Linked DNA regions of Homo sapiens: region 2 is linked to region 1. A link is an interaction called in ENCODE POLR2A ChIA-PET data of the cell type or tissue named here. Cell type or tissue: OCI-LY7. All regions are shown on one strand. Links, peaks and the distances in the headings refer to the core of each region. The heading gives the core; the rest is flanking DNA. Region 1 overlaps GPRC5D (G protein-coupled receptor class C group 5 member D). Region 2 holds the start of FAM234B (family with sequence similarity 234 member B).

Evidence for each region. Peaks named below come from ENCODE experiments on the same cell type or tissue, not always from the same donor. Only the 100,000 strongest peaks of a DNase experiment are listed, where the experiment ranks them.
Region 2: POLR2A ChIA-PET joins it to region 1 with 6 read pairs; 2 of 35 experiments call an interaction of 5 or more read pairs at or near these places.

The regions. Positions count from the first base shown.
Region 1 is chr12:12,942,640-12,946,639 of GRCh38, forward strand. The region is part of intron 2 of GPRC5D (G protein-coupled receptor class C group 5 member D); the gene reads right to left. All of the region lies in intron 1 of GPRC5D-AS1 (GPRC5D and HEBP1 antisense RNA 1), which reads left to right. Among named protein-coding and RNA genes, the nearest start is that of GPRC5D, 7.5 kb to the right of the region's middle. In OCI-LY7, for the core only: no CTCF peak of the experiment used is centred there; no DNase peak of the experiment used is centred there.
Region 2 is chr12:13,035,240-13,044,927 of GRCh38, forward strand. FAM234B (family with sequence similarity 234 member B) reads left to right here and starts at 9,142. Exons shown (of 13, transcript NM_020853.2): 1 at 9,142-9,201. The coding sequence starts at 9,165. In OCI-LY7, for the core only: no CTCF peak of the experiment used is centred there; a DNase peak (open chromatin) is centred at 4,632.

The DNA.
Region 1 (4,000 bases), core at 1-4,000:
CAGGAGAATTTCTTGAACCTGGGAGGCGGAGGTTGCAGTGAGCCGAGATCACGCCACTGCATTCCAGCCTGGGTGACACAGCGAGACTAAATAAATAAATAAATAAGAGGAATTATCAATCAGTTGTAGCTGTTATTGAAAAACTTTATGATTTAAAGGAGTGTATTTAAAGTTGATGTAGAAAGCGTGGGTAGCGTGTGAGTGTTTAGGAGAAGCGCATTGGCGTTGGGAGACCACTAGCTCCAAGTCAGTTCTTGCTCTCTCAGTATTACCGTGTGGCCTTGGGCATCTCACTCTTTTCAACAGTCCCTTTAGGCTTGATTCTCTACAAGCTTGAATTCAATTTTTCAAAAATTTAAAAATTTTGCCCAGGTTGATCTTAAACCCCTGGCCTCAAACCTCCCACCTTGGCCTCCCAAAGTGCTGGGATTATAGGTCTGAGCCACCATGTCTCACCTGAATTCAATTTTTAAAATTGGGCATAATAAAAGAGATCACTTGAGACGATTCTATATTGTTGTAGGATCATCACAGACATAGGTATTTGTTTAATGGCTGCCTCCTCAACCAGCCTGTAAGCTCTGTGAAGACAGGAGCTGTGCCTGTCTCTAAGAGCAGGTACTTGCTGGATACCTAGTTGTTTTTTGATGATCACAGACATAACCGTGTTAGTAGGGTTCACACTTAGGGGTTTCATGTTGAGTGGATGGACCCTGGAAAAGGACTGCTTGGCTCTCTCATTTGTGTTACCTACCTAGGGCCAAGTTCCTTAACCTTTTGTTGCCTTTGTTTCCTGATGGAAATAAAAGAGGAATAATGACAGTCATAACAGTAAGTCTATCTCATAGGATTGCTTTGAGGATTATGTAAAATGTTATATAAAGTCCTTGGAACAGAGCTATCCTTTGTGTATGATTATTGGTGGTGGTGCTGGTGCTGCAGTTATAATAGATGCTCTGACATCCTCTTCCTAGTGGCTTTTTACTTATTTTTTTTATTTTTTAAAGGGGCTGATGCTGTGATACATGAAATGCTTGTCTTTCCTTCATGGCAGAACAAACTGAATCCTTGGCTCAACTTCATTCCTTGTGTCATAACAAGGCTCCTTCACACTCAGTCTCTTGGGAACCAACTTTCAGCCAACATTCTCATCAAACCAGATCATCAGTTAGAAAAGCCTAATTCTTCCAGCTCTAGCTATAGTTCATGAGTTTACCAAAAGGCTGAGCGTTTTTTTATACTAAACCTGCACCACTGTGTGATAGGAAGTCCGAGTTGAGTAAGACCTTCCATTTATCTGTGGAGAAGGCAGGGAGGGAGGTGATGAGCAGCATTTAAAGATGAGGAATCTGAGGCTCCTAGGGCTTGAGGACCTTGGTTTGGTCTCGAAGCAGAGTCTCGGAGCCTGGGCACATGCGGCCCGATTCTGCACTCTTTCCACTGCCCTTTGCTGCCCAATTATGCTCTCACTCCCTGAATTTGTTTTTTTAAATTGAAATGTAATTTTTTTAGAGTGTGCAGTGGCGCAATCATAGCTCACTGCAACCTTGAACTCCTGGACTCAAGTGATCCATCTCACGGCCTCTTGAGTAGCTAGGACCACAGGTGTGTGCCACTATGTCCAGCTAAGCTCTCTGAATCTTTGTGAATGACACCATCCTTGACTTATCTGTCCTCAGACCAAACAAATCCTGCCTATGACCCCACTGTCTTCTTCCTTGCTTTAAGCTAGTTCTCTCTCTGTGACCTGTAATTTGAGGGTGACAAAAAAGAACTTCCCATGAAAGAACAAACAAACATGACACCACCTGGGACCATTGAAGTTGGATTTCCCCTGGTAAGGTGAGTGTGCCTTGAAGAAAAAAATGTTCAAAAAGGGCTATGTTCAGCAAAAGTTGGAGTTTGCTAGGGAAACAACCAGAAGGGCTTATGTTTGCAGGAATAGTGTTCTCTTGGTTCATCTCGTTTTATACTCGTTGATCCGTTTTTACATTATATAGACTCATTGATTATCTAATGCCTTCAAAAAGAATCATATGAGGTTTGTCTGTATGCATCCAAACACTGGATGGAAAAATGCCTACAGTACTGTGACACCTTTCTTCCTTCCTTCCTTCCTTTCTTCCTTCCTTTCTTCCTTCCTTCCTTCCTTCCTTCCTTCCCTTCCTTCCTTCCTTCCTTCCTTCCTTCCTTCCTTCCTTCCTTCCTTCCTTCTTTCTTTCTTTCTTTCTTTCTTTCTTTCTTTCTTTCTTTCTTTCTTTCTTTCTCTCCCTTTCTTTCCCTTTCTTCCTTTTCTTCCCTTTCTTTCCTTTTCTTTCCTTTTCTTTCCTTTTCTTTTTCTCTCTCTCTCTTTCTCTCTCTCTTTCTCTTTCTCTCTTTCTTTCTTTCGAGTCTCGTTCTCGTTGCCCAGGCTGGAGTGCAATGCATGATCTCAACTCACTGCAATCACCACCTCCCGGGTTCAAGTGATTCTCCTGCCTCAGCCTCACAAGTAGCAGGGACTACGGGTGCCCGACACCACGCCCAGCAAATTTTTTGTATTTTTAGTAGAGACAGCATTTCACCATGTTGGCCAGGCCGATCTTGAACTCCTGACCTCAGGTGATCCACCCTCCTCGGCCTCCCAAAGTGCTGGGATCACAGGCATGAGCCACCACGCCGGGCCAACGCTTTCAAATACAGATGGGTCTTAGTGTTAGCAAATATGATATAACAATATTCCTGTTAGTCTAAAACAGATAAGGCAGGCAATAGTTAGAAGTTTTCCACTCATAAAACAATTCATAGCTGATATTCTACTCTAAGATTTCTGCTCTTTATATCACATTTAAGATTCTCAATTAAAAGACCTACTGATTTTATTCTATTTATTTATTTTGAAGGTTAGTTATCATTTATTCAGGAAGAGAAATATTCCAAAATTTACCAACTCCAAATTAAATATAAAACAAGTATTATATCATCAACTAATTAATGAATATGTTAAAAAATAACATAATCCCAGGATCATGTAAATGGAAAGTAGTTAAACATCAAAATAATTTCAGAATTACATCTCTATTTTATTTTGCATTTTAATTGCTTCATTTCATGTACACAAATTCTTTACCCTAATCTTTTTGTTGAAGTTTCCTGTACCTAACAATATGCTGAGCATGTTAAATTTCAATCAAATGCTGTGAGAGGATGTATCTATATTTTTGGCTCAAGATTTTGATTGAGGCCAACTGATTTTTAAAAGTCCAATCAATATACAGCTTTTCAGGGACACACTTATAACACAGAGCAAATAATATTTATACCCATTTGTTTGGTGTCCTACAGTAATACACCTGATTGCATTTTCATTCTCCATCCAGATGTTTTTGTATCTTAAAATTAAGTCCATAATCCACTTCGGAGGAATAAAGCCTAATCTTCTTTAGATAGACTTCCAGGGAAATGAAATTCTTAATCCCCTTTGCTGATCTGTTTCTGTCTACCAACTCTTATTTTCATTTTTAATCTAAATCTCTCATGCCTTTGCGTCCATTTCCACCCACTATCTTTAGTTGGAGATGGAAAACAACAGGACAACCGCCTCTTGGGGAGAGGTCTTCACACTTGTGAAATTTTCTTTCTTTCCTTTCTTCCTTCCTTCCTTCCTTCCTTTCTTCCTTCCTTCCTTCCTTTTCTTTCTTTCTTTCTTTCTTTCTTTCTTTCTTTCTTTCTTTCTTTCTTTCTTTCTTTTCTTTCTTTCTTTCTCTCTTTCTCTCTCTCTCTTCTTCTCTCTCTTTCTCTCTCTCTCTTTCTCTCTTTCTCTCTCTCTCTCTCTCTTTCTCTCTTTCTTTCTTTCGACGCAGCCTTGCTCTGTTGCCCAGGCTGGAGAGCATTGGTGTGATCTCGGCTCACTGCAACCTCTGCCTCCCAGGTTCAAGTGATTCTCATGCCTCAGCCTCCCGAGTAGCTAGGATTACAGGCATGCGTCACCATGCCCAACTAATTTTTGTATTTTTAATAG
Region 2 (9,688 bases), core at 2,942-6,941, 96 kb after region 1:
TGGCGTGATCTTGGCTCACTGCAACTTTCACCTCCTGTACTCAAGCAATTCTCCTATCTCAGCCTCCCAAGTAGCTGGGATTACAGATGCCACCATCATGCCCAGTTAATTTTTGTATTTTTAGTAGAGACAGGGTTTCACCACGTTGGCCAGGCTGGTATCCAACTCCTGACCTCAAATGATCCACCTGCCTCGGCCTCCCAAAGTTCTGGGATTATAGGCGTGAGCCATCGTGCCTGGCCTATTTATTTATTATTTATTTTGAGACAGGTTCTTGCTCTATTGCCCAGGCTGGAGTGCAGTGGTGCAATCATGGCTCACTGCAGCCTTGACCTCCTGGGCTCAATCAATTCTCCTGCCTCAGCCTGGGGCTACAGGTGTGTACTACCACGCCCAGCTAATTTTTAAATTTTTTGTAGAGTGGGAAATCTCCCTATGTTTTCCAGGCTGGTCTTGAACTTCTGGCCTCAAGTGATCCTCCCATCTCAGCCTCTCAGAGTGCTGGGATTATAGGTGTCAGCCACCACAGCTGACTGATAATTTACTTTTATATAGTATATCTCAACTGATGGCTGTTTACCTTCCCTTCATGATAGCTCAATTTAGAGGGAGTTTATTTCCATATATTATGTATTGGGCTGTCACCTAACGCAATGGTTCTAGATAGCCCTGGCATCTCTCAGGGGAGAAGAGAGCCAGGGAACCTCAGTGTCTATATGATTTGGTTCAGTCCCCAGGTGAAAGCTGATGGAGGCTGCAGGAAGACAAGCTGTTGGGGTGGCAGGAATGTGTCAGGGTGGGTATGGGTGACTGTCTCATTTGCAGTCAGGCTCGCAGGAGTAGAAACAGGAGTTCTGTTAGTCTTAATAGTTTGTATAATAAGAGAAAAATAAACAGTACCCATATTTTCTTTCTTGCCAGAACAGGAAAGCAGGTGAAAAGTGAGAATTTGTGCACACGTTGTGTCTGGGAGACAAAGCATGAGTAACTGAATCCACCACCAGGACCTTTTGCTTGTAACTATCTGGTCTTCCTCTCTCCATTCTTGTTCTCCTCCAGTTTATTCCCTGCATAGCAGCCAGTTGGATCACATCAACTTTGCTAATTAAAGTCCTTCAGTGTCAAGGCACCTGCATGATCAGGTTCCTGTCTGCCTCTTGCTTCTCACATTGAAACTATTCTCAGGCACACTGGTTTCCTCCATAGGACGAAGCTTTTGTCTTTCTTTCTTTTTTTTTTTTGAGATGGAGTCTCTGTCACCCAGGCTGGAGTGCAGTGGTGGAGTCTTGGCTCACTGCAACCTCCGCCTCCCAGGTTCAAGCAATTCTTGCGCCTTAGCCTCCCGAGTAGCTGGGATTACAGGCATGTGCCACCACGCCTGGCTAATTTTTTGTATTTTTAGTAGGCACAGGGTTTCACTATGTTGGCCAGGCTGGTCTCGAACTCCTGATCTCAAGTGATCCACCCGCTTCGGCCTTCCAAAGTGCTGGGATTACAGGCGTGAGCCACCGTGCCCGGCTGAATCAAGCTTTTTTCTGACTCGACCTTTACACGTCCTGTTCTTCAGCCTTTACGTGAACAACTTCTACCCATTCTTCAGGTGTCAGCTTAAGTATCAGTTTCTCAGTGAGTTATTCATTTCCTCACTCCCCAAACTAATCTATGATGTCTCCGTGATTCTTTCTCACAGTACTAGGTTCTTTTCCTTCATTGTGCTTGCCACACTTTGTAATGATATATTTATTTATTGCTTGCTTAATGTCTGTCTCTCCTCTAGATTGCAAGGCCTTTGAAGGAGCTTACAGGATTTGTTTACTCTTTTATATCCAGCTGCTTGAAAGCATTGGCTAGGAATGGCCTCATGAGAAGGCTGTAGTCAGTGGACTCCAGGAGCAGTAACTTGATACTAAGTGTCAACTTTTCCTATTTTGTGTTACCATTCCTTTTTTTGTTTTGTTTTGTTTTGAGATGGAGTTTCACTCTTTTTGCCCAGGATGGAGTGCAATGGGGCGATCTGGGCTCACGGCAACTTCTTCTTCTTGGGTTCAAGTGATGCTCCTGCTTCAGCCTCCCGAGTATCTGGGATTACAGGTGTGTGCCACCATGCCTGGCTAATTTTGTATTTTTAGTAGAGACGGGGTTTCACCATGTTGGCCAGGCTGGTCTTGAACTCCTGACCTCAGGTAATCTGCCCGCCTCAGCCTCCCAAAGTGCTGGGATTACAGGCGTGAGCCACCGCACCCGGCCTTATAATTCTTTACAGATGTGCAGAGATGAAATGGGCAGAGGTAATTACCAGAAATGCTGAGTCCACCTAACAGGAGGGATGGGGAGAAGTGACAGCCATGAGGCATATGTGGAGCATGTGCACACTGCTGAGATTCACATGCAGAGGGACGGCGTTTCCCCAAGTCATGCAGCCTGGGTGCTTGGACTATGACATTGGTATGGAGAAGAGTGGTGAAAGAACATGAGAATATTTGCATTATCCAAAGCAGGGAATATGAGCGTAGGAAAAAAGTTTTATTAATTATAAAGTCCAGCTGGGCAAGGTGGCTAACACTTGTAATCCTAGCACTTTGGGAGGCCAAGGCGGGCAGATCACTTGAGCTCACAAGTTCAAGACCACCATGGGCAACATGGCAAAACCCCCATCTCTACAAAAAACACAAAAATTAGCCGGGTGTGGTGGTGCATACCTATAGTCCCAGCACTCAGGAGGCTGAAGTGGGAAGGATTGCTAGAGCCTGGGAAGCAGAGGTTGCAGTGAGCTGAGATTGTGCCACCACACTCCAGCCTGGGCAATAGAGCCAGACCTTGTCTCAAAATAAATAAATAAATAAAATAAATAAGGTCCTCCCCCTTTTTTTTTTCTAAATTGATTTTATTCTTTTCTCATAATGTGATGGCTATTTATTCTTACATTCACATTTATCCAATACATATCTGGGGCCATATGCTATGCATTATGTAGGGCTAAAAAGATACAAAATTTCACTTCCATTCTTTAAGAACTCAATATTTAGTATGGGAGTTTTAATATAATACACATATTCAAATTTAATATTAGACAGATATTCAAATTTAATATGGTATATCTATTCATATTACAACACACAGCTGCCTATAATACATACTTTAAGATGTGCAGAAAAATGAAGTATTCTAGAACTTCAGTCACGTAGCCAGTGGTAACCTGATTTACTGACTTTTAGAGGATTACTTAGGACTTAACCAGTGAGCTAGACATGCAGAACTGAGAAGTCTCAACAGGGATGTAATCTAAATATGAAAAACACTACAGAACAAGACCTTGTCTCAAAAAAAAAAAAATCTTGGTTATATAAAAAAAAAAAAAAGGAAAGAAAAACACAGTACTGCATAGGTCCTGACTAACCAGAACATGTCTGACTAATCAGCTAGCACTCCCAACAAATGAGAACAAATGTTGGCCAAATATCAGCTACATTCAGCACTAAAATCTGTCATGAATCAAGTACTTTTATAAAAGAGTTTATAGTTTGGTTACAATGCCATAAGTGAGGCAGGGATTACAAATAGTTTTCAATTTTTGAGCTGAATCCAATTGATAGGTAGTGGCTCCCTGGACAGCGGAGTGAGGGATTCTGAAGCTATGTCTGGGCCCACTGTCAGAGTGTGGTGAGTGACATGTGCCCTGGAAGAAGAAAAGACAAATTGGAGCACACATGCCATGTATCTGACGTCACTGCTTGTGATTAAAAGACAGAAAAACCTGCATTCAAATCCTTCTTCAAGTCCTTGGGAATTGTGTCACTTTGGGCAAATGGCTTTATCCATCTCAGTTTACCTTCCATGGAAAGGTTCTGCCCATAGGATGGAGGTGAGACTATAGCCTCCTGTTGAAGCTAACGGCCGCAGAAGGCAGGAAATAAGGGAGGAGGAGAAAGCCTGAGAGTGGAACTGACCCAAGAGGTCTTAGTGGTGGGGAAGATGAAGTGATGCGGCCAACAGCAGAGACCTGGGAGAAGAGATGCATCTAACAGAGCTTTTTGGGGGGGCGGCGGGGGGGGGGAAATGCTATGTGCCTTGACCCCTTTCCCTGGCCCCTTGAATCTTCAGGAAAACTCCCCAAGTCACAATATGCTTGGCCCATTGCATTTTCTTTTGGAAGGCAGTGAAGGGGCTGATCAAGACTGGCAAGACTCCAAAACACTGTCTTCTTTTATAGGTGATGAGTGCTCAGCGAATGGGGGCTGTTACCATCTACACTGCTACTACAGGTCCTTCGGTTGACATGAACATGCCAGAATGAGGGATGGGAGGACCAAGAGCTCATTTGGCCTGGGTGTGTCTGTCCTTAATTACACTGTTCTCAAACATATGTTCCAGCCAGAGGCTTGTTAAGAAGAAGCCTTTGTTTAAATTTCAGGGCCCACAGAGCATTTTATAGTCTAGACTCTAGAAAGTTTTATAGGCTAAAAGTCTGTATGATCTGAGTGAGATGAGCCCTTGTGTTTTATCAAAGGACATTCTGGGAACATAAACCTGTTTGTCTTCATGACAAGCCATGCAACTCCTGGGCAGAGTTCAGTTCTCTGTGAAGAGAAGTGAATATGCCACTGGTACACATGCGTTTCAAACTTCCTGATCCTCACGCAAGACTGATTTCACAGGCTCCTTGACATCTGCATTTAACTCCTAAATGTCCTCTGCTGTGCACCTCTTTCGCTTTTCTCAATCTCACTGCCCTCACTGCTATTTGCTATGACATTTTCTTTTTGCTTTTCGAATCTCATACTAATTACTGCTTCCTGACCCTTTTTGGCACCAGTGTAGCAGAGGGTACTACCCTCAGCTTCAGATAAGTCAGTGGAGTTCAGATTTGTCCATCCTCTGCTGATAGATGTAGGAATGGCTTCCAGAAATCTCTCTGCAGAGGGAGTGAGGGGAGCCTCCTGGGAGAGCTTCAGCTTAGACCCATAAGTCATTACAAGAAACTCAGCTCAGGAACAAAGCCTTAGTCCCTACAGGAGAAAGGCAATCCTAAGGAGAGCGGCGCCTGAACCCTTTCCTACCATCAAGAACTCAAGAACTCAGGTCTGTAATTTACAAAGGCATGGGGTGACCAGTGTCGCAGACACTGGCTAGATGCTCCCCAAACTTGTCTCCTTTTCTTCCTGGGCTCATACCTTCCTGGCACACATACTCTCTGTCTGAATTCTAGCCTAATAAATGTGGGCAGAATTCACATACACCAGCTCCAGGCCTGGCCCATAACACTTCCTGCATGATCTGGGATGCAAACGATCCAGTGGAGGCCTCCGAGGCCCTAAGGATGAAGCAGCTGGAGACAGAAGGGCCTGGGTCCCTGAATGGCTGGGAGGAATAGAGCCCCAGTGCAGTCTACTTGCACCCCCACCTTGACTCTGACATAGGCAGAAATAAATTTTTACACTCTAAAATCATTGGAATCTTGAGGTTGTTTGTTACAGCAATTATCTTGCTCTGGTTGACCTGCTAAGTAAAAATAGAAGCTCTGTCTAATGAAAATACTGCATTCAACCTGAAGGAGTAGCAGCATAGCATTGGCAATTTCCTAATAAAGTGTAATATGAAAAGGAGAGAAAGGCAGTCTTCCCTGGTTTCCTTTGCCCCTCACAGCTTTGACATTTTAGGAGCACTAAAATATGAGGTGGCATTTAGTGAGAGATACAGGAAGAGGCAGCAGTTTTTGAGAGGAGGCAGTTTTTGAGGGGCCTGGCAGCGCAGTGGAACCAAGGAGGAAGGGAGGCGGCCGCTGGTAGATACAGTGGCATTGGTTCCAAGAAGAGGTGGTGAAACCTAGTGGGGATAGTCAGGACCAGCAGAAGTGGCCACACTGTCCAGGGAAAGGCAAGCATTAGATGGTCAGATTTGATCATAAGCCCATGCAGGACACTTAGAGATTCTGAGCAGTACTTGGAGTATTACAAAGGTAATAACCAGCAATATGGGTTCCCTCTATGAGTTATGGGAACTTGAGAAGGTTGGGGAAGAACACTCTCACTGTAGATCAATGTAGGAAAAATAGAAGGTGATTTTCTGACTTCAGTTGTGATTTTTCAGAAAAGTAATTTCTTCAAGCAGGCACAGCCACCAGGCAGGTTAGGCTGTTCATAGGCATCCCGCCCCGGTCACTCTTGTACTTGTCAGGAAGGCAAGCCAAGTTCAGAAGTCAGAGAGGGCCTGGGTGTTTGCATTTTCCACAGTGACCTCAGTGGGTGTTTGGACAACAAAGGTATTCACATTCCACTAGGTAGCTAGAAAGGAACTCACAGGTATTCTCCATGTAAAAGGTAAGGATCCTGATTCATTTGGCAGCTGCTTTGAATTTTTTTCTTTAATTGAAAAGAAAGTACATTAAATTTGAGAAATACTATTCTAAGCTGCAGTTCCTATGTTAAAATGGAAAAAAGTTGTGGAGGGATGAAAGAGATTTCTAGAGGGACAAGGAAGACAAAGTGGAGGAAAGCTCAGGAAGCCAAGGAAGGAGGAATTCCTGGGCATCGGCCTCCCTGCAAAAATCATTCGGGCAAAGCTGGGGTGATTATGGGGAGTGTGCAGATGCCTTAAAGGTCAAGCATTGAAATCTGAGGAGCCGGAGATGCTGCATCTATTGGATGTATGTACACTGACACATGTTTATATGTACACATGTAAGTGTGTACATGCACATGGGCACTTTGGGTAACTACACAGTTTGAAGCAAAGTTTTTTTTTGTTTTGTTTTGTTTTTGAGACAGGGGTCTCATACTGTTGCCCAGGTTGGAGTACAGTGGTTCAATCACAGTTCACTGCAGCTTCCAACTCCTCAACTCCAGTAATCCTCCCACCTCAGCCTCTCAAAGTGCTGGGATTGCAGGCACAAGCCACTGTGCCTGGTTCTGAGACAAAGTTTTTAAATAAAACTTTATACATCTTTATTTTATTTATATCACAGAAGAAGGTACTCTCCCGGAATATACCTTTTCACTAAGAAAAGGAGACAGATTTTTCTTCTTTCTTCCTATCCTGTGTGACCTGGCTATTCCTTTCCACCCAAACTTTCTCCTAGAAACTCAAGTTCTTGTTCTGCAACTAAAATGAACATTTTTCTACATCCCTGTCACATTCACAGGTTATTTTTCTCAGTCTTCATATTTCAGGAATGCGTTCCATTTAGTTAAACTGATATCAGGCAAGCTACTACTGGCTCATTGTGACTTGTAGTGTTGCTCCTTTTAGATGACCTACATAGATGTAAAATATGTTTTTTAATCATGCCTCCAGAGAAGTGGCAAGCAGTAGAAATTTTGGGTATTGTAGAATGTTGAAAGAATTAATAAATAAATACATTACTAAACCATTAAATTACTATGAAATGTATTATTTGTTATTAAGTTACAAATTTTAAATTGTTAAAACATTAAGAAATTATCGATAAAAGAAGAGTGAATACTTAGAAAACACTAAGTGCCAGGCACTGTTGTAAGTGCTTTCTACATATATATTTAATTCTCAGGAGAACTCTATAAACTAGGAACTGTTTTGTCCCCATTTTGCAGATGAGAAAATTGAGGTGGGGAGAAATTAAGCAACTAACCCTCTGCCTGGCATCTAGGAAATGATAGAGTCAGGATTTGATCTCGGGAGGCCTGGCTCCTGGCTCCAGAGCCTGTGCTCTATCAGAGACAATGACATTTTTTTTTTCCAAGGGAAGAAAGGAGGTGAGACTGATTGCTGGAGACTCTCAGATTACTCCCACAGGATAGTCCTGTCTGCAGTTTCTCACGGGAATTAGGCAGCCTGCAAATGAGATGTATCTTGGAGCTTTTGTTGTGACACTCAGAAGTTACATTACCTTTCTATTTCTCAGCTTTCTCTTAAACAAAACAAGGAGAGTGGGACTAGATAGCCTCTAGGATCTGTTCCAGTTCTAAGATAACACAGTATTAGCATTCCTGCACTAAAATGCTGATCACTTGCGTGTGGGAAAGAAGCAAGTCAGTTCTTCCTTCTACACCACTGTGCCTGGTCCTGAGGCAAGCCAAGTTCAGAAGTCAGAGAGGGCCTGGGTGTTTGCATTTTCCACAGTGACCTCAGTGGGTGTTTGGGCAGCAAAAGTATTCACATTCCACTCAGTAGCTAGAGAGGAACACACAGGTATTCTCTATGTAAAAGGTAAGGATCCTGATTCATTTGGCAGCTGCTTTGAATTTTTTTCTTTAATTGAAAAGAAAGTACATTAAATTTGAGAAATACTATTCTAAGCTGCAGTTCCTATGTTAAAATGGAAAAAAGTTATGGAGGGATGAAGGAGATTTCCAGAGGGACAAGGAAGACAAAGTGGGGGAAAGCTCAGGGAGCCAAGGAAGGAGGAATTCCTGGGCATCGGGCTCTCCGCAAAAATCATTCAGGCAAAGCTGGGGTGATTACGGGGAGCGTGCAGATGCCTTAAAGGTCAAGCATTGAAATCTGAGGAGCTGGAGATGCTGCATCTATTGGATGTATGTACACAGTCGGATCCTCCTTCTACACCCTTCAACTAGAAGCTGCAGCGTAGGGTGCTGAGTAGACACCTGTAAAGAACTGGGAGCAATAAATGAGGGTTCGAGCTCCAGGAAACTTCAACTTCTACCTAAGAAGCGTAATAGAAACACTCTTACTAGGTGCCTACTGTGTGCTGTGTGTTTTAAACAGGTCGTATCATTTAATTCTCATTGCAAGCTTGTGAAGTAGGTAGTATGTCTTTAATTAAAAAAAAGCAGCGGCAGCTCAGTCGCCCCAAGGGACTTGCCCAAGATGGCCCAGCTAGTAAGTGATTCAGGCAGGATTCAAATCCAGTCTGCCTGATTTCAAAGCCCACGCACATTGCACAATCCACACCTCCTTAAATATCTCCTTCGAATCATTTTCACTGCAAGCTTACGGGGTATTTTCTCCCCATTTCACTGACGAGGCAAGTGAGACTCAGAGTGGTGAGGTGACCTGCATAGGTAGGGTGGGAGAAAAGCCTGCGGAGCGTGTACTCTGGCTTGGCCTCCCTCAGCTCTGTCCCCAGCAAGCGGGTCCCACCTTTCCCGGTCCCAGCCCCACGCACCGCCGCTCGGAACTACACTTCCCGGCAGAACGCGGGCGCGCGCACGCGCACCGGGGCCTCAGCCATGGCGACCGTGCTGTCCAGGGCGCTCAAGCTGCCGGGTAAGGAGTCGCATGCTTGCGACCACCCAGTCCCCGCCGGTGTTGGAATAAGGGGAGGCGAGGCTCTGGGGGCGAGGCCGGTCGGGCCCTGGCCTCAACCCAGACTCAGCTGCAGGCGCCCGGTGCCGAGGAGGGTGCAGTCCCTTGGGGCTGGGGTCTCTGTGCCACCAGAGGGCGAGAGGGGCGCCCAGCGGGGCAGGGGTCTCGGGCGCGGGGCGAACCCGGAGACGCGCGGGGAGAGGGCGCCGAGCAGGTGTTACGGCGGGGAATGTCAGAACGCCGGTCGCCGCTGTCCCGAGGGGAGGCTGGCGAGAGGAGCATCCTTCCCGAGCGCCGCGGACCCAGCACCGCAGGGACTCCGGCGCCTTCTGTCTTGGCTGGACCTGGGCGGGGGCGGCGGGACGGCGAGTGGCCCTCTGTGGATCATCCCCTCCACCTAACGGCAGCAACGACGCATCCATGAGGCAGGTGGGACAGGTATTTACGT